Linked DNA regions of Homo sapiens: regions 1 and 2 are each linked to region 3. Evidence: chromatin contacts called from ENCODE Hi-C or POLR2A ChIA-PET data. All regions are on one chromosome and are shown on one strand. Each heading gives the region's core, a stretch centred on a gene start or an enhancer-like site at or near the end of the contact. The rest is flanking DNA. Distances are from core to core; before and after follow the strand shown. Region 1 overlaps CADM1 (cell adhesion molecule 1). Region 2 overlaps CADM1 (cell adhesion molecule 1). Region 3 holds the start of C11orf71 (chromosome 11 open reading frame 71).

The links. A loop is a pair of places that touch in the nucleus more often than their neighbours do. ChIA-PET counts read pairs that join two places held with the same protein, here RNA polymerase II (POLR2A). Pooled maps may share reads with other maps.
Region 1: a loop to region 3 is called in a pooled map, with 13 times the contacts of the local background. The contact joins the enhancer-like site here to the promoter of C11orf71 in region 3. A Hi-C loop is called at or near these places in 4 of 37 single-sample maps with no recorded cell type and 7 of 50 pooled maps. POLR2A ChIA-PET finds 5 or more read pairs at or near these places in 1 of 52 experiments (H1).
Region 2: a loop to region 3 is called in a pooled map, with 4 times the contacts of the local background. The contact joins the enhancer-like site here to the promoter of C11orf71 in region 3. A Hi-C loop is called at or near these places in 1 of 50 pooled maps. POLR2A ChIA-PET finds 5 or more read pairs at or near these places in 2 of 52 experiments (OCI-LY7 and Panc1).

What each region holds. Positions count from the first base shown.
Region 1 is chr11:115,221,289-115,223,988 of GRCh38, reverse strand. All of the region lies in intron 5 of CADM1 (cell adhesion molecule 1), which reads left to right. Among named protein-coding and RNA genes, the nearest start is that of CADM1-AS1, 170 kb to the left of the region's middle. RefSeq lists an enhancer at 641-1,449. Within about 2 kb of position 1,413, at least 6 of the 41 ENCODE cell types and tissues checked have a DNase peak (open chromatin) inside an H3K27ac peak, as active enhancers do.
Region 2 is chr11:115,193,074-115,195,919 of GRCh38, reverse strand. All of the region lies in intron 9 of CADM1 (cell adhesion molecule 1), which reads left to right. Among named protein-coding and RNA genes, the nearest start is that of CADM1-AS1, 200 kb to the left of the region's middle. Within about 2 kb of position 1,484, at least 2 of the 41 ENCODE cell types and tissues checked have a DNase peak (open chromatin) inside an H3K27ac peak, as active enhancers do.
Region 3 is chr11:114,398,935-114,401,941 of GRCh38, reverse strand. It overlaps C11orf71 (chromosome 11 open reading frame 71), which reads left to right and starts at 1,431. Exons shown (of 1, transcript NM_001271562.2): 1 at 1,431-3,007. The coding sequence starts at 1,611. The coding sequence ends at 1,982. RBM7 (RNA binding motif protein 7) reads right to left here and starts at 1,276. Exons shown (of 5, transcript NM_001286045.2): 1 at 1,175-1,276; 2 at 82-244. The coding sequence starts at 1,270. RefSeq lists enhancers at 1,104-1,646, 1,544-1,933, 1,647-2,189.

The sequences.
Region 1 (2,700 bases), core at 164-2,663, 820 kb before region 3:
TCTCTCTCTCTCTCTTTTTTTTTTTTTTTTAAACGGAATACGCTCTTCCTCCCACTCTCCCTTTTATTTTTTTTTTAAAGCAGTGAATTGAGTTTCAGGGAGGTTATTTTAGTATTTATGATTCCTTATGAGAAATAATCAAGGAATGAAGAACCCCGATTGAAGCTAATTTTTTAACCTATTATTTCTTTGTGTTAACACAGAGTAGTGTTGGTTCCAAGTTCCTGATATTATAAGGACTATAGATTGTTAGTGATACAATCTGCAGTACCAAAAGTGTCAAGAGGCTGAGTAACCAGTATTCAAAATACAAAGAGTGAGTGTTGGGCAAATACATCGTGAGCAAGACTGGAATAACCCTTAAGGGAAAAGCCTTTGCCTTTATACCTGCCTTCTGAATGCATACCCTGCAGAAAGAGGCCTGTTTTACTAAGAACCACCTCCTCTCATCTCACTGACCTTAATGTATTTGTAAAAGATGTGTCTGTGTGGCTGTGGACATTGAATACTTACATAGTGAAACCAGTCTTCTAATGCACATACTTCACTTAATGGTTTTTAACTCAAGGTTAAATTTTGATTGTGTGGAAGGTTAAATAGTTGTGAAGCTGGCATCTAAAAATCTAAAAGGAATGGTCAAACAACATCCTTTCTGATTTCCTGTAAGACACCACTTAGAGACACATCGGAAGTGCTAAATAAATGTATGGTGAAGTGGAAATATGTAAAGCAGAACACCTGGGCTGAACCTCTGATTTGGGCGGCTGGATTGACCTTCCAAAAGAAAAACAAAATTATATTCTGTGATGAGGACTAACGGGAACTCGTGATCTGATTTTATTTATTTTTTAATCAGTAGTAAAGGTGGAAGGAGAAGTCCATGCCCCAATGTTTCTTCACTTTCTCATTCACTTATTCCTTCATTCATTCATCCAGCAACTATGTCTTGAATGCTTACTGTGTGCCAGTCCCTGGCACCGTTCTAGTTACCAAGACTTCAAGAAACAGAACAAAACAAAACAAAAAAACCCCTCTCTTGTTACAGAGGGAAGATTCTTGTACAGAAAATCTTGCTATAGGGATTTTCTTGCCCAGTGTTTGCTTACAAATGATGAGAATTGCTTCCAAGACATGGAAGAATATTCTGTGAGTATGTACCCCCATTTAAAAAGCAGTGGGAACAAAGCTTTCTGCCACCACACCATGGGATCAAATTTGATTCTTTTTTGTAAACAGTAATTCTAATACCCACAAACCTACCTGAAAGTTGCAGCAAGAGAAGACTGCATTCTACTGTGGTATTGGTCTTACGTCAGTCCCACCAGATTTGACTCATCCCACTCACAATCGTTCAGCCCTCTTCAGGAAGCCCAGTTTCAGTACTATGAGTCATAACAACAGATGTAACAGCAGGAGGTTCTTCACCTTGCAAACAAACAAAATAAACGGCAGTGAAAATTATTCATGAATGTATTATGACAATAGAAAGCAAATATTTTGCAAGATGTTCTCTTTAACTCCTCTGAGAGCTCTGTGTGACTCCGTTCATTCACCAATCCCAGTCACCTGGCATTGCTAGACATTGCCCTCCTTTAGTTGCAAAGCTGTCCTCCCCCAACAATTTAGACAGCCATATTGTAGGGGTTGATTCTTGCTTTGAGCTCAAACAGCTTCTAACACTCACCAAATCTCAGGTTAATCTTTGCATTGTCGTTCTACTCCAAACTCCAATAATCCTCCATGATTGACAAAGACTCTTCAGTCAATGCTTCCTCACTTGAATGCACAGGGGCTGACCCAGACCCGCTACCCAGACATTCTGATATCATCTGTGCTCATGCTGCCCTTGAGTTCTCCCTGGTAGGACTTGAAACAATTAGCACTTGATCCACAAGCATCAAATCCCCATACTCCTTGGTGTTTCAGAATATTGGGTGAAATCTAAGTAAGAAACATGAAGAAGAGCCTGTGTCCCAAATGCAGTTGCAGAAACAGATTTGCACTCAAGCCCCTGGACCTAGTTGCATTGAGCACATCAAAGAAAATATGACACCTGCATTTCCTGATTTAGAAATTCTTAGGAAGAGAGGGAAGGTTGTGGGGACTCCAGGGATAATAGGTCTCCCGCTGGCATGTCTCCTGCCAGGGTATGAGGATGCCTTTTCCACTGACTCAGCTCTGCTCCTCTCTGCTACCCTGGAAGGGTGACATCCCAGTCATGAAGAAACTGCAAAGTACCTTTTTCTAAATAAAGGAATGCAAAGACCTGATACGTTAGTGTTTGGACCTACAGAGGAGACTGTGTCTTTTCATTTACATAGGAAACTGAAATACAGGTTCAGAATCTTGAGTTTCATCTTCTGAAAAGATCACAGAATGTGGTGCAAGGTCAGACTGGCATGAAATCAATTGTAATCTGCCAGCAACCCATTCCAACCTCTTTAAGAGTTTCCTTTTATATATTTTTTCCCTTTATAGAGAGAGCAAAGTACATTTAAAGAAAGTCTCATCAAATCAGAATGTCTTTCTAATATTATTTTTTTAATTGGTTGCTACTGTAGTGTGACCTAAAGCCTCCTGGTGTTTAACCCTCTGTGCAACTTTGACTAATGAACAAATTTGTCTGCTATAGCAGTCTTGCTAAATGTCTTTTACAGGGTTTAAAAAAATTCACAGTGTATTATGAAAACCTCAGATCCC
Region 2 (2,846 bases), core at 235-2,734, 790 kb before region 3:
ATAAATACATTCTTTACCTTGTCCAAAATCCTCGTAGCATCTTCACAAAGGGCTCCAGCCACTGTTTTAAAGAGCATACTCTTTAACCCACAGCAAAGAAGCTGTAATGAAAGCCAGATAATATCTAAAATTTTGCTTGATGTCGGGGAAAAACTTCCAGGTCAGTTGTCAGGATAGAAAAGGTAATAGAACGTGGTGGAAATTACAAAGCAACATCTGAGATTTCCAAAGAGATGATGATACAGAACTGATTTTATTCTAATGAATTGTAGCTGAAAACCCAACTTCTTCATTACAGCAACCATTTGACTTAGATTCATTTGAGAATAATCTCGAGATGTTTGTTGTGGTGATCTGGGCCTAGAAATGTTGAAAGGTTTGATAACTTAGCAACTTAAATGACAAGACATTAAGTCAATCAGCTATGGGCATCTTATTTGGTCTTAAAAGTTTTCATACTGGATTTCCTTCTATATTTCTGTGTTTTTATAAAAAGGAAAAGAAAAAATAAAAATTTTTAAAGCTTTCCCTTTGAAGACTCATTAAAATATTTTATTCAAGCTTGTTTTGCTAGAGTATGTATGAAGTTTATACCAGTTGTTTATGTATGTTGACCATTTGTTCTTACCAATATCTGATTGGAATAAGCATGTATTGGAAGGTTAGAAGTGCATGGGCATGATTCAAAATCAAGTGGATTTTCTCCAAAAAGAAAGCCAAACAACAATCAGCCACAATGTGCTTTTAAGGATTTAACTGATAGTAAAGATAAATGTGAGTGTTAAGAATGGGATTTTTAGACTAGGCTGACACAAGGGATCTTCTTTGAATAAGGATCTTGAGCATTTGTGTTTTTGGAGCTCATCCTTAAGGCCTGGACAGGAAGAATCCTGTGTTATGTGTGCATGTTGAGCAATGCAAAAAACACTCTGCCAAATCCTGATACCACATGGTCTGAGAAATGCATGAGTGATTTAACGCACGGATGGTGTAGTCATTATGTTCTTGATGTGTGGGTGCGTGTGATGGTTTTCGTTTGTTCATATGTGGGCGCTTCTGTGTCTTGTGCCTTGTTCCTTCTGCCCTGTGTGTCCCCTCTCCCCTTCCCCACCCTCCTCCCCAATGTGAGGGGTCGGGTGACAGCATGCCCATGGTCTGGAATAGTGCTTGTGCTTTTGCTGCACTGCAGTCAGCTGGCTTCCTCTGGGTTTGAGGTCTCTCTGTCTCCGTCTCTCTCTCTTTCTCTCTGTGCCCCTTCTCTCCCCTCTCCATTTTATTATTTTCAAGTCTACCTGTCCTCTTGCTTTTTCACCTCTTAATACAGTAGAGGCTGATGATCTCATGAATTTTCATATCCCCAATGAGTTTTTAAATTGTTCTTAATTCAGTATGCAATTGTGGTAAGACGCAAACTGGAAACCCCTCTGAAGAATAATTTCTCATTTTCAGTTTTGGTTTCAGAATGTTTGGCCTGTGCTAGCTACATGCTCGTACCCTACGAGCACAGCCCTTAGAAAACTGCCCCTGTAGCTCTTCCTTTTCCTGACTCGTTTATAAATAATGCAAACCATGGTCAAATTCTAAAAGCACGTACAATTTTCTTATTATACTTTATATTCAGTTGTGGGGAAATTCTTAAGCCCATTTTAAAGAAACATAGCCAGCAGTGCGCATTACTACAACCGCTATGTCCACCATCTGTGTATGTGCCTCTATGTACATCTCTCTGTATGAGCACATAACAATGGCATTCAAAGGCTGTCATTCAGTCACGGGACTCTGCAGACATTGTACGTTCTACACAAGAGCAAAGCTCAAGAGGTTTACGAATGGCTGCAGGACCTGAAGATTGTGTTTCAGCCTTGATATGCAGTTTGGAAACAATGTGCTACTGTCTAACGGCGTGAACCAAATTTCTGCTAATGGGAAGAAGGGAAAACTCTCCACAAAAGCTGACAAAGCAGGAAGAACAGGATGACTGAGTTTTTAGATTAAAACTCCCGGGGGCGTCTGAACTCATGGCTGGTGGTGGAAGTAAGAGTTTCCATAATATGGCCAAGTGATCAGATGTATGCTGCTTAGGTAAGAGAGAGACCATCGCCTACTTTGTTTTTCATAATGGGAATGGTACTAGGGCCGGTGGGCTAAGTTTTTGTTTTCTGGAGGTTTTATTCGATCATTCTATTTCAAAATTTTCTGGAAAAAAAAAATGATACCCTGAAAAACTGAGCCCATAAGCATTTAAATCGTATTTGACCTTGAATTGATTTAATATCTCTAGAATTTCTTACTGTTTCTAATTTTTTGAGGTTTTTCTTACCCTGGTTTTAAATGGCCACATTGTATCACTTTTAGAAGCCAGCAATTACTGTTGAAAAGGAAGAATCACAACGGCAAAAGCATTACCTGAGCGGGCTTAGGGTATGTTATAGCACATTGTAGCACCATGAAAAAGTTAAATACTCATCTCTGCAGAAGAGATGGCTATCATGCATATATTAAATTACCATGTTTGCATCTTTAGGACTTTATTAATTGCTCAAAAATAATCCCATATGGACAAAAAGTAAACTTTCATTTGTTTAACAAAGTTTAAAGACATATGTTGAATACATTTTAATTAGCAGTGACTAGAAAGAGGCCTTAATGGATGATATGAAAGTTTCAAGAGAATACACAAGAAGTAATTTCCCACTTATTGTTAGAGTGAAGTCTCCTTTTGAAGAATGTTCTCTGCTTCATAAAATACGTCTTTGTCTTTTTCTTTGAGAAAATGAAAAGTGTATAATTTTTAACATGAAAGAAAAATACCTAAGCCAAATCAGTTTTAGGAGATAAATTTTGCT
Region 3 (3,007 bases), core at 182-2,681:
AAATAAGAGGTTCTTTAAAACTGAATAATAAATTTAAAAACAGCAGGAAACAATGCCCCCCGAACCTCATTGGGCAGTTACCTGATCTAAATTGAATTTTGATAGGCCTTCCATAAAGTTTGATTCCATTAAGTAGATTCATTGCATAAGGAACAGACACTTCATGTTTGAAATTCACAAACGCAAACTGCTTTGGTTTACCATCCTTATCTTTTGGAATTTTCACCTTTATTACTGGCCCAGCCTACAAACAAAAAGGTGTTTAGAATTTAAATAAAGCAACTAAGGGAAAATACTCAAATTTTACAAATAAGATATGACAAAGTTTAAAAACAACAGAAACGTAATCAGAAACTTCTTTTGAAAATGATGCACGGATTTCCATTTTGGCTACAGTAAACATCCTAGTTATGACTGAACATTAGATTTATTTGGGGAAGGGGGCCCATAAGGAACTGGAAACACAATCACTTTTGCAATTCACAGCACTGTATGGCTTAACATAGTGACCAATCGCCATTATTTTGCCACTCCATGAAAATGAACATTTATCAAGAACAAGAGAATGATTTTCTTTAACTAAAAACGGACTTTTGTATTGATTAATCAAACAATACCAGTTATTAGGGGATAGGGATGGGGGGAATAGGATACTCAGAATTTTTCACACTTTTTAATACAGCAACACTAAAATGCTGTTTTTCTACGGAGTACTTAACCATTTTATTTTACATATTTTAATAATGCTGCAATTTGATAAGCAAACTTTAGGGGAAAACAGACACAAATAAATTAAAATATTAAGTTCCCAGTCAGATAAACCAAAGACAAATTATCCTAAGGGGAAGATGACAACAGGAAGGATAAGAAAAAGCACTGCTCAACGAAGACCCTACACACACACTGTGTTCCCAAGGACCCCTGGATCTCTACCACGGGAAACCTGATCGAGGATCCCTCCACCACCTTTAGTCGTCACTTTCGGCCTAAACGAACCAAGATCTTCCAGGAAAGCGACACCCAGCGAGCGTTTCGCAACCCAGACCCGCCTTTCACCCCCAAACAGCCACCCGTCGGGTCCCCTGACGGCTACGAAAAGAAAACGGGGTGGCCGCTGGCCAGGCCCTAGGCGAGACGGAAAACGAAAGGCAAAGGGCCGAACCCAGCCGCTTACCTGGTGGAAAAGCTCGAAAAGGAGCTCCTCGGTCACTTTCGTTTCAAGGTTGCCCACAAAGAGAGTGCGATCCGCTTCCGCCGCCGCCGCCCCCATCTCAGCGTCGCCCCCTCCCTAACCTGGCCAAAAGGTCGTGGCCGACGCACCCACTGCGCATTCACGGAAGCCCCACGTCCTCACGCTCCCTGGCGTCACAAACGAAAACGCCCGTTGCGCTTGCTCTCAGCGGGCGACGACGTGCGCGGACGGTCTGCGCATGCTCGCCAGGATACCCCTCGTTAAAGGCAAGGCGGCTTCTGGCTCTTCCGCAGGCTCAGTTATGGGTTCCTGTGTGCTTAGTCATCGGGTCCGACACAGGCTGGACTGATCTGGGGAGCCGCGAAGGGCCTGCCTTCACAAAGGGACGTAACGCAAGTACTGCGGGCAGTGTTTGAATATGGCCCTGAACAATGTGTCCCTGTCCTCCGGTGATCAGAGGAGCAGGGTGGCCTACCGCTCTTCCCATGGCGACCTCAGACCGCGGGCGTCAGCGTTGGCGATGGTCTCCGGAGACGGCTTCCTCGTTTCCAGGCCTGAAGCGATTCATCTAGGACCTCGGCAGGCGGTGCGACCAAGCGTTCGGGCCGAGAGCCGTCGAGTGGATGGTGGCGGCCGGAGCCCAAGGGAACCAGATGGCCGGGGCCGGAGCCGCCAAGCCAGATTCTCACCTTACCCAATCCCTGCCGTTGAACCCGATCTCCTAAGAAGTGTGCTGCAACAGCGTTTGATTGCATTAGGAGGTGTTATCGCAGCTCGAATTTCAGTTTAAACGAACACCTTTCCTCTGGCCCTCACTTAGCTTGTGAACAGGCCTTTTTAAAATCCTTTCTTGGTGTAGCAGCAATCGTGTTGTTTTATTTTTAGATGGATGTATTTTCATTTAATACGTGGGAGTTATATGAATATGTCCTAGCACTAAGGGAAGTGTAACAGTTGATTGATTTAGGTGGTTTTATGCAGCCAGAACGATTGGATCAGGAAAGGTGTGGAAGGGATATTCTTAGGTCGTCACAAAGCTGAGCTGATGGGAGCACCCTCCCCAGAGGTCAACAATCCATTCGTTAACTCAGACACTTAACCTTTACCTTTACTTCTGTTGGCGAAAAAGAAGTGCTCCTTTTTATTACACTGATTTATCCTTCCATCTTTTCCTTGGCATTTACCATCTTCCATCTCCCCCTTCACTTTTTTCAGATATGTCTACAAACAGACTCCAATCTCAGTCGCACTAAAAATAAGAACAAAACCTAAACCTTACAGTTCTTTCAAATTATTAAATCAATTTATTATTCCTTTCTTTGGCAAAGGTTCCAAATTTTTACTTTATATTTGTAATTTTACTATTTGCATTCAGTCCCAGCGCATTAATCTGAATCTGCTGTCCTAAAATACACTGGTGAAAACATTACTTGTACAATCTCCTATCAGAAAACTGTTCATCTACTCACTGTAGTGCCCTCCTTGAAATGTGTGTTTGTTCATTCAACTAACAATATTTGGGGATCCCTGTAGTAAACACTGTATGAATTTTACACAGTCTGGCCATCAAGAAAGATCACGGAGTATATTCTAGATGGGGAGGCTACTAAGTGAATAGGAATCACCACGCTGGGCTGTTTATTAGGTACAGTAATAAACATAAGTACTGGTTGCAGTGACTTTTTTTTTTTTTTTTTCATCATAATACTGCACTATCCTGGTTCTTCTCTTACCTGGCTGATCACTCCTTATTTGCTGTTATTTTTGTTCTCTTAACCATACATTTCCCAATGTTTAAAGGGTGGTATTTTGAGA